4 separate regions of the Homo sapiens genome follow, and regions 1, 2 and 3 are each linked to region 4. Evidence: chromatin loops called from intact Hi-C (ENCODE). Cell type or tissue: K562. All regions are shown on one strand.

Region 1 (2,500 bases), 54 kb before region 4:
AAAGATGAGCTAAATCGTTTTTATGGAAAATAAAAAGGAAACATTTAAAGTAACAACAACCAAAAGTATCCACCAATAGTCTCTGCATCACTTGGGAAGCCGCTAGGGAGTGTGGGACACACGCTCAGCTAAACGGCAACAGAGAATCAAGCAACTGCTGGCTTTAGTGCCCTGCTACTCCTAAATATGCTTCAATGTTTGCCTCTTTCACTGGTTAAAAGCACTGTTGTTGGTCTGACGGTCTTTGGTTTCTCTTCTCAGGGAATCTCAGACCGAGCACTTTCATTTCCTTCTCACCATGCAGGAAATGAGTAGACGTGACACTCCTGTTTTGGTAAGAATTGACACACAGCTACCCTCATCTGGTGAACGGACGAATTGGGGCTAAAGCTGAATGGCTGACATGTCAACAACCTGAAATAAAAACAAACCAGCCTTGTTTAAGAGTGAATTTGCTTTGTGCAAATTGTCAAAAAGAAAACACGGAAAAACCGTCTCCTGCAAAGAGGAAGAAAAGGGTTACGTTGTTGACAAAATCTGGGTTTCCTTGCAAATAATGGTCTGTTGCTTGTATGCCATCGTCACATTTTGGATGGCAGATTGTTTAAGAAATTAAAAAAATAAATAAATAAATTATCTAGTTAGCAAAAGGTCTGGAGCACAGAGGCTGGTCATTTACCCCAGGGCCAGGAAGATGAAAGCACGTTCACCCGCCATTTGCGGCTGCCCTAGCGCGTTAGTACCATCTCCCCGTGCCCACAGATATCCACACACAGCAACTCTCAGGGGACAAATGCGAAGCCATGTGATTTTCCCCCTGCTATGTTAAAAATGCATTCCTATTTTTTCAAGCATGCTTCGATTAAAGAGGGCACATCTGTTTTAAGTCCCCTTTTATGAAAATTACTGAGCTTCCTCGGCGTGCTTATCTTTTAATTTCGAAATTCTTTGTAGCAATCACTTGGGATAATAACCAGCCATATTTCTGGCCCCTTTAAAAAATAAAGGGGAGGGTGGGGAGGAAAAAAGAAAGAACGAACAAGCCATTTTAGAGCTTTGAACTCCCTGTTCTAATCCTCCCGCTTTGGGCCTGGGTGGAAAGGGTCCCCCTTCGTTTGCGTTTAGAATGGCTGAGCCCCGCGCGCACTGCCTCAGCCTGGCCTGCCAGCCCCCGAGCCTGGGCCCAGCTTGACGCTGCAGCGCTATTCATCGACTCCCCGGCAGGGGGAGCCGCTGCGCACCGCCACCGCCAGGCAGCAAAGCGCTCAGCTTCCTTTTAAGGCCTCTTCATCCCCCCACCCCCAAACACTTTTCACAGAGTTTCTCACCCCTTTCTTCCCTCTGGAGGGGCTCCTTGAACGGACACCACCCTGGATGGCTTTTTCCTAGGCAGACCTCCCACCCCCGGCGTTTTTGTTTCGAATAGCACCTAACGGGCGGGGTTGCATTTACCATCTGTGTTTCGAATAGCACCTAACGGGCGGGGTTGCATTTACCATCTGTCTTTCTGCTGTTTTAAACCCTTGTTTAAGGCTCAGGCTGTTCAGAGACGTAATCCGGGGCTTGAGCAAAGAGTGAAAAGTTGAGATTCCTTCTCTGGACTTCCTGCACCGATTTTTTCCTTGTTTCCTCCAAGCGTTGATGAGATGAGAGATGGGCTGTAAGGTGGGGAATGGAACACACGCTTAAGTGTCTGGAAACCGTGTGATTCTTGGGGATGGCCACATAGCTGGAGAACCGTGGAGTCGTCGTGCCTCCTGGGCCACACCCGCCACCTGGCTTCAGTTGGCTGATCAGCAGCAAGAGGCAGAGCTTAACAGTTCTGTTTTCCTCCCCGTGAAATAAGGATAACGACAATTTCAGCTGAGTCTTTATAATCATCTGAAGAAAGGGATCCCTAGATGTCCAAGACGATTTACTGTGTGCTATGTTTAGAGGCTAAAGATAAAATAAGAAGAAACGTGAGGTAACTGGTCTCTTCTCGTCGACGCACTTAGGAAGCCCAAATACTTTCATCCTGAAAGCGTGCAATCCCCTGCCACATTCATGTCTGCAACACTGACTTGGAAATTCCCTGAATAAATAAGCGCATACGGCAGGAGATGCTAATCCAATTTAGAAAAGTTCTGCGGAGCTTGATTTTTCCCTCCCACTGGACAATGCCGGGGTCTTTCCATCTTTATCTTGGCAAATGGGGTCAGGAGAAGAGTGAAAGGTAAAAGTATTAGTTCTGCTTTAGTTCACAGCGCTGACGATCAGTATTCAAATGGGACTGGTGGTGACATGTGGCTTTCAGTCACAGCACACGCTCTCCCTCACCGTGGAAGATTGGTCGTTGAATGTATTTACTATTTAAAAAATGACCTGAATCAACAAAATCTTGCTCACCATCCATACGTACTTATTGTGTATCTACTGCCTACAGGAAGCCTCCAGGCCAGGCACTCAAGAGCAACGCCCATCAATAGAAAGATGTTTCCTGGAGTTAAGATCCTAATCA
Region 2 (2,500 bases), 300 kb before region 4:
TCACAGCCAACACCAGGGAAAGGCAGGCTCCTAATAGATAGAAAACAGGTGAAACTCATCAGCAGTTTCCCAATAAGATCCTGGGAGTGGGGGAAGAGACACCAGACCCCGGGAGTAGCCAACGAATAAAACCCAAGTCAAACAGTCAAGCTGCACACTGGTCTTTTGAGTCACCTGCTTGGCCCTCTTCCAAGTGTACTTTCCTTTCCTTCTTGCACTAAAGTGTTTTGATCAACTTCCACTCCTGCTCTAAAACTTGCCTCTCTCTCTCCCATCTTGTGCCCCTCCTCAGATTCTTTTTTCTGGGGAGGCAAGACTTGAGGTTGCTGCAGACTCAGATCCCTTCCACGGCGAACAGAAGCATCACAAGGACGGCTTTCTCCTATGTGAAGGCTGCAGAAGGAGATTTCAGCTGTTGCTCAGGACGGCTCCCTGGCATCACCGGGAGTCCTGAGAGCTCATCGGAATACCGATCACAATGCTGGTGAAGCCAAGCGTCGCGCAGGGGCTCTGGGGAGAAGACGCCCAGGTTAACATAGGAGGTCGTTAGGCAGCACCCTCCCTTCCCGCATCTCCCCCCAAAAAAGCCTCCGAAAATTGCTCCGTGCCCACTTTGCAATAGAAAGTTCAGTGCCAAAACCAAAAAATAATGGATCATAGTGTCTTCTCAGAGTGGTGTTGGCAACACCAAAGGTTGCGGCAGAGGGGCAAGTTTTGCATCCTTTTCCTATTTTTGTTAACAAAACTGACAAACTATAGACCCCACAGCAAGCAGAGGTGGGGATGAGGTTACACTCCTGATGTTTTGGGTTTAAATTTATTACCATCATAATGCATGGCTCTCAAGCAACAGAGTGCTATACTAATAAGTGTAATAATAGATTTGAGCTTAGCGTCATAGGCTGTGAGAGAACAGGGTAGCAGAACCACACCTCTGTCCACCTCCAGGCTGAACACCAGGGGCTTTTCCCATCAGGGTCTCTGGGTCCACCTGCAGGTCAACTTTGAGAAACAGCCGCTGCTGCTGCCCTCTAGTGGCGATTCTCGGAACGGGCACTCGGAGAGCGAATGCTGTTTCTTACCTCACTGCTGGTGGGAAAATTAGATGATCAAAAACGCCACAAATATCTTTGGCTTAACCTTGATTCAAATTAAGGTCAAAACTCCTGGCCACAGTTACTAATCACTTGAGGGAGTAAAAAGCAATCGATGTAGCTTTTTTGTCAGTTGGCACAGGCTTTGAAAACGCAAAGCCCTATTTGTAAGATTAGAAGGTTAGTAAATGTTTGCATATCAGTTAGCGTAACATTTAAGGTCAATATATACTTTTTCTGGGTTTTGGCATCAAATGTTACTTAGGAGACGAAGAACTTTCTCCTTCTCTTGAAAGATTTATTTATTCCATGAAGCATGCACTTACAACCTTCAGTCTCACTGTCATGAATTTGCCTGAAGGGGAAAGAAAAAATGAGCTTCCTAAACATAATTTTATATGTTTTTAATTTTTTTCCAGAACATTAAAGTAGTTAAAAATATTGAAAACTTGAAAAGCAGATATATGAACACTTACAGAAAAAACGTAAATATAGTTTTATACCAAGATAGAATTCATTATCATTTTACTTCACTTAGATTAATTTAAAACCATTTAAGATCACCCCCAGTCAAGAGAAACTGTCAAACATGACTGCTGTCCCCATCGAAAGTGAGACAAGCAGAGAAGTCGTCTCTGAAGATATTTGTGGTGAGTTTGCTTCCCTGTCTTTCTTGCTGCCTGAGGTTCCGGCCTGGCACAGCTCTCAATCAGCCCTTATTCAAAATGTTAGATTTTGAGCATCTTAGGTTTTTTCATTCATTTTAAATTTTGCCCCTGAGGCAAGTGCGTTACTCACTTTCCCCGTGGTCTCCAAACTCGGAATCTTCTCACAGAAGATTATGCTGCATGGAAGATTGTTGTAGAACACTAATCAATCACTAGGTGTGATAACACGTTTTTCAGAAGAGATCAATTTTCCCCAACCTTGTGATCATTAACTTATGAGCTATGCCTCATTGATCTAACACTGTTAAAATCAATCAACCTAAAAACGATGTTGATATGGTTAGAATTATGGACATAGCCAAGGCATTCTTCCTGAAAAATAACTTTATTTTCAAGGAAAAATTGACAAGGGACTCTAATAAAATGCTTGGCAACACAATAAGCCATTTGGATTTTTCCATGACAGCATTTCCATGCTTCATTGGTATAATAACAATAAAGAAATGAGTCAATAAAACAGGCCACACAGATGATGAAAGATCGATTCAGTATTATTTTGCTGACATTTTAGATTTAATCTTCACATAATCTGGCTTTAGCAGAAGTCGCTGAAATCAATATGTTTCTTTTTAGCTATGTGGTTTTATTACCTTTTCTTGATTAGTATATTAACTAGCAGATTAGAGCATACAAGATTTCCTACAATATATTCAATTCACAAAAATAATGTTTCCCAAT
Region 3 (2,500 bases), 290 kb before region 4:
AGCGGTTCCAGGTATCTGGATCTAAATGAGATCCCTCCAGTGGGCGGGCGTGGGCACATGGAGGCACGCAGCGAGCTTGCCCACGGTGGGGCTGGAGCAAAGAGTTGGAAGCTGGAATGCACCTCGGTAGGGGGTGACCAGGGACATCTCTGCAGTTGGGGAATACCATCAACCATAGTTCCCAACGTCAGATTCCCATGAAGGTTTCTTTAAAAAAACAACAAAACAGCCGGGTGCGGTGGCGCACGCCTGTAATCCCAGCACTTTGGGATGCTGAGGCAGGTGGATCACTTGACGTCAGGAGTTCGACACCAGCCTGGCCAACATGGTGAAACCCCGCCTCTATTAAAAAAAAAAAAATTAGCTGGGCATGGTACCACATGCCTGTAATTCCACCTACTTGGGTGGCTGAGGCACGAGAATCTCTTGAACCCAGGAGGCAGAGGTTGTAGTGAGCCAAGATCGTGCCACTGCACTCCAGCCTGGGCGACAGAGCAAGACTCCATCTCAAAAAAAAAAAAAAGAAAGAAAACAAAACAAAAACAACAACAAAAACCGAGACACCCAGTTCACATCCTTAGATTTTACTTTTTATTAATTTGGTCTGGGATAGGATTCAGGCATCAGTATTTTTTTTAAGTTCCTTAATGATTTTAATCGTCAGCTGGGACAGAACCACTGAGGTCCCCTGGCAGAAATGGCTCCCATATGATGCCAACAGAAAGTTTCCTGGCCGGGTGCAGTGGCTCACATCTGTAATCCCAGCACTTTGGGAGGCCGAGGTGGGTGGATCACGAGGTCAAGAGATCAAGACCATCCTGGCTAACACAGTGAAACCCCGTCTCTACAAAAAATACAAAAAATTAGCCGGGCGTGGTGGCGGGTGCCTGTAGTCCCAGCTACTTGGGAGGCTGAGGCAGGAGAATGGCGTGAACCCGGGAGGCGGAGCTTGCAGTGAGCGGAGATCACGCCACTGCACTCCAGCCTGGGCGACAGAGCAAGACTCCTCAAAACAAAATAAAAAATAAAAAGAAAGTTTCCCCATTGGCCTGCAGGTGGCATGAGTGAGCAAGACTTGGGTAAAAAAAGAAAAAAACACGGAAAACCTCACTGGGTCATTTCACTGCCCCGGCACTGCTACTATCCTGGGTGCTGTTCTTCGTGTTTGTGGGGAACTTTGCAGAGCTCCTTGATTAAGCCCAAGTCCCCACTGACCACAAACCAACACAGGGCCTCCAAACGGGGCCCCAACCCCACCTGCCTTGAGCAGGTCCTGCTGCACCCAGGCCCCTGATAATGGAGATGACCGCAATGCTCTCTGCTCACCGCTTTGAATGCATCATTTCATTTATTCCAGCTTACAACCCTAGGAGGTCGGGACTCATACCCACCCCACGGCAGGGATGCAATTTTCCTCTATGCAAATTACCAAAGAGGAAGCTGAAACAGCAATGTGGTGACTCTGAGCCACAACTTGAGGTTAGACGGCCTCTTTGTTCCCAAAGTGTGTTCCTGAGGTACCACGGGGCGTGCAGCCAACTCATCATAGCACATGCAAATGTTTTCTTTTTTTAAGGAAAACAGGAACATCTGTCAGACACCTTGCAAATTACTTCTGTTAAGTTATTTGGACCTGAGGACTTCATAAATGAAACAGGTGTTTCTTTCTCCTAGGGCACTATGAAAACATCACTAAGACACGAAGGTGCTGGTGGACTGAGAAGGTTTTGGGGAATGTCTGTCTCAGATCTCATGATCACACTACACCATAGCACTGGTGCCGCCCCTGCTGAGTACCTTTCCTGGTTCCCTACCGCCACAAGAATAAAGCCCCAAATCCACATCCTGGCAATCGGTACCCCCACGGGTGACAGTCCAGCATCCCACAGCCAAGACCCTACCATGCCGGACCACTGGACGTCCCCTCCTCTGCCAACACCATGCCACGCCAGACCACTGCTATTCATTCCCTCCTCTGAGACCCTGCCACACCAGACCATGGGATGTTCCCTCCTCTGCTGAGACCCTACCATGCCAGACTACTGGACATCTCCTCTGCTGAAACCCTGCCACGCTGGACCACCAGCTGTTCCCTCTTCTGCTCTGACTTTGCTCCCTCCTCCTCCTGAAAGAATATGTCACCCTCTCGACTTGTCAAGGTCTGCACTTGACCCTCGAGGCTAGCTCAAGGCCCATCGTGGCCAAGTAACTTCCCAAGAACCTGGCTCTGGAACCCAGGGGGATTTGCTTATTCTTTCACCTGACTTTTGAGGACCCAAAGGGCAAGGGCCAAGCCCTGTTATCTTGGTATCCCTGCATGTGCTGTGTATTTCTCATTAAAATACAAGCTCCTGGGTTCAAGGCCTCAGTACAGTTGAGCAGGTTGTGCACTGCACAAACCTTGGCTGAGCAGAAAGCAGGGACTGAAGTGTCGAGTCTGTAGGCAGGAAAACACCTTATGACTAATCCACAGAGGTGTGTCATGGACTGCAGTGGCCCA
Region 4 (2,500 bases):
GGTGGCCATTCCTAAAAACGCACCGGAAAATGTCCAAGTTTCCTGCTCCCCTTTAAAAACGTTTGAGCTGTCCACCAATGGATGAGTGGATAAACAAAATGTGGTCCGTCCAAACAGCAGAGTAAGATCCAGCCGTAAGGAGGACGGAAGCTCTGACGGGCTACGACGTAGGTGAGCCTTGAGAATACGGCGCTGAGTGAAAGAAGCCAGACACAAACGGCCACCTAGTGTATGACCCCGTTTCTATGAAATGAACAGGAAAGGAGACAGAAAGCAGATTCGTGGTTGCCAGGGTAGTGGGGGGAAGAGGGAGATGGAGAGTGACGGTTTTATTTTGGGATGATGAAAATGTTTTGGAACTAGAGGTGGGGGGTTGCGTAACATTATGAACGCATTAAATATCATGGAATTGTTCACTGTAAAATAGTTAATGTAGTGTTATGTGAATTTCACCTCAATTAAAAAAACAACAACAACAACAACCAAAGCCATCATGTGAGGCCCAGCAAATCTGAGCCCTCATTCTCTCCTGGTAACTGGCTAGGACTAAGCAGCCACTGGCCCTTCAGGTCAGCATCCACGTTCCCAATTGTCACACTCCCTGCTTCCCTTGTTGGGCCATCAGCGGGAGGGCAGAGTGTGTTTTATTCACATCAATGGGAGGACAGAGTGTGTTTTACTCACAGCACTTAACAGGGTGCGTTCGGCAGTCCAGATGCTCACATTTCCTTGCTCGCCAACTTCTAGAACCCGGTCTGTCCCTTCTGCAGCATCATCCCCTACGACTCCCCTGCCTGTGCCTGGCGTTGCTCCCGTGCTGGATGACTTGCAGTTTTCTAAACACCTCACATGTGCTCAGACCAACGTGCTCCGCCATGCCGATCCTCCTGTTCCCTGCAAACCCAAATCAGCCTTCAGGGCTTCAGCAGCGTTGAGTCACGAAGCATCCCTCAGCAACCTCCCGCTGAGCACCCACAGGATTGGTGGCACTCTGCTCACCTTCCCTGGTGGGTACACCCCTCTAGAGGCGGCTCCCGGAAAAAGAATCTGTAACTATTCATTTTTTAACTTCCAGAGTCAGGCACGAAGTTATACCTAGCAACGGATCCCAGAAGGGGTCCTGGTGGTGCTGTCAACATGGAAATTTTAAAGGTCACATTTTTTTTTCCTTGAATTTCTTTTCAAATTTTCGTTGAGTTTTCCTTTTCAAATTTTAGGTGAGCTTCTTGCGACATGATGTTTACACTCTCAGAAGAATGAGGGGTTTTGCCTCTGTCTTGCTATATCACAACTTATGTCTTTAGAAACTATTTCATACTTCACACACCAAGACACTCCAGCGATGTTCTTTAGCAGAGGCAAGTAAGGAGTTTAGCATATAGAGAAAATAAAGCAGAGGGAAAAGTGTTACTTCTATAGTGTAAGGTGCATTCACGGTATTTTTCTCCCGAGTTGAGGCTGTAAACATCTATTTCTTGTTTTATGGCTCCATCTGCTGGCAGGTCTCAGAATGTCTTTCTCATCAACACCTTAAATCCTTGGAAAAGTTATGTTCACATTGTATTCCAAAAGGCACCATTTAGTTTTTACAAAGCGAAAGCCTTTGGAAAGCTATTTTTCTTTCAAACTACTGGCTTCCAACGCCTTTTGGCCTCGCCCCAAATTTATTAGCCTTCTCTGAGCATAAGAATAACTTGATGTTACTTCTTGAAATTCCTTGCACCCGTCCCAGACCTCCTGGAATCAGCGTGATCTGGGAGTCTGTATTATTTGGAAGTTCCCTCAGTGGATGCTTACACTCAGGCTAGTGTGGGAAACGCTGACATCTAACCTGCCCCTTTCATGGCACAGATGAGACGTAGGATTTGGGAAGGTGGCTTGGGGAGCCTTCAGCCCTCTCCAGCCCCCGATTCCCAGGCATGCGCTTTTAAGTATGAATAATAAGCAATATGTAGGCCGGGCTCTGTGGCTTATGCCTGTAATCCCTGCACATTGGGAGGCCAAGATGGGTGGATCACTTGAGCCCAGAAGTTTGAGACCGGCCTGGGCAACATGATGAAACCCTCTTTCTACAAGAAATACAAAAAAATTAGCTGGGTGTATTTCTCGTATTTCTACAAGAAATACAAAAAAATTACTACAGGTGGCACACACCTGTAGTACCAGCTACAGGGGAGGCTGAGGCAGGAGGATCACCTGAGCCCAGGAGGTCGAGGCTGCAGGGAGCCATGATCCCACCATTGCACTCCAGCCTGACAGAGCCAGACCCTGTCTCAAAACAAAACAAAGAACACAAAATTATGTGGGCATGGTGGTGGGTGCCTGTAGTCGCAGCTACTCAGGAGGCTGGGAGACGGAGGTTGCAGTGAGCCAAGATCCTGCCACTGCACTCCAGCCTGGGCGACAGAGTGAGACTCCGTCTCACAAAAAAAAAAAAGGAAAAGCACTATGTTTACCGTATAAATGCAGTTTTAAAACCTGTCTGCAGAGGCGACCCTAT

The links. Peaks named below come from ENCODE experiments on the same cell type or tissue, not always from the same donor. Only the 100,000 strongest peaks of a DNase experiment are listed, where the experiment ranks them.
Region 1: a loop joins it to region 4, with 8 times the contacts of the local background. A loop is called at or near these places in 8 of 110 quality-filtered maps.
Region 2: a loop joins it to region 4, with 6 times the contacts of the local background. A loop is called at or near these places in 99 of 110 quality-filtered maps.
Region 3: a loop joins it to region 4, with 9 times the contacts of the local background. A loop is called at or near these places in 102 of 110 quality-filtered maps.

The regions. Positions count from the first base shown.
Region 1 is chr12:130,280,141-130,282,640 of GRCh38, forward strand. No RefSeq gene overlaps it. Among named protein-coding and RNA genes, the nearest start is that of PIWIL1, 56 kb to the right of the region's middle. In K562, a CTCF peak has its summit at 1,231 (motif pointing right); a DNase peak (open chromatin) is centred at 1,211.
Region 2 is chr12:130,030,754-130,033,253 of GRCh38, forward strand. No RefSeq gene overlaps it. Among named protein-coding and RNA genes, the nearest start is that of LINC02418, 10 kb to the right of the region's middle. In K562, a CTCF peak has its summit at 1,025 (motif pointing left); a DNase peak (open chromatin) is centred at 988; H3K27me3 peaks cover 30 bases.
Region 3 is chr12:130,046,428-130,048,927 of GRCh38, forward strand. No RefSeq gene overlaps it. Among named protein-coding and RNA genes, the nearest start is that of LINC02418, 5.3 kb to the left of the region's middle. RefSeq lists an enhancer at 917-1,211. In K562, a CTCF peak has its summit at 1,066 (motif pointing right); a DNase peak (open chromatin) is centred at 1,084.
Region 4 is chr12:130,334,225-130,336,724 of GRCh38, forward strand. It overlaps LOC101927786 (a long non-coding RNA gene), which reads right to left and starts at 2,016. Exons shown (of 3, transcript XR_242978.5): 1 at 685-2,016. RefSeq lists an enhancer at 787-956. In K562, a CTCF peak has its summit at 1,493 (motif pointing left); a DNase peak (open chromatin) is centred at 1,457; H3K27me3 peaks cover 482 bases.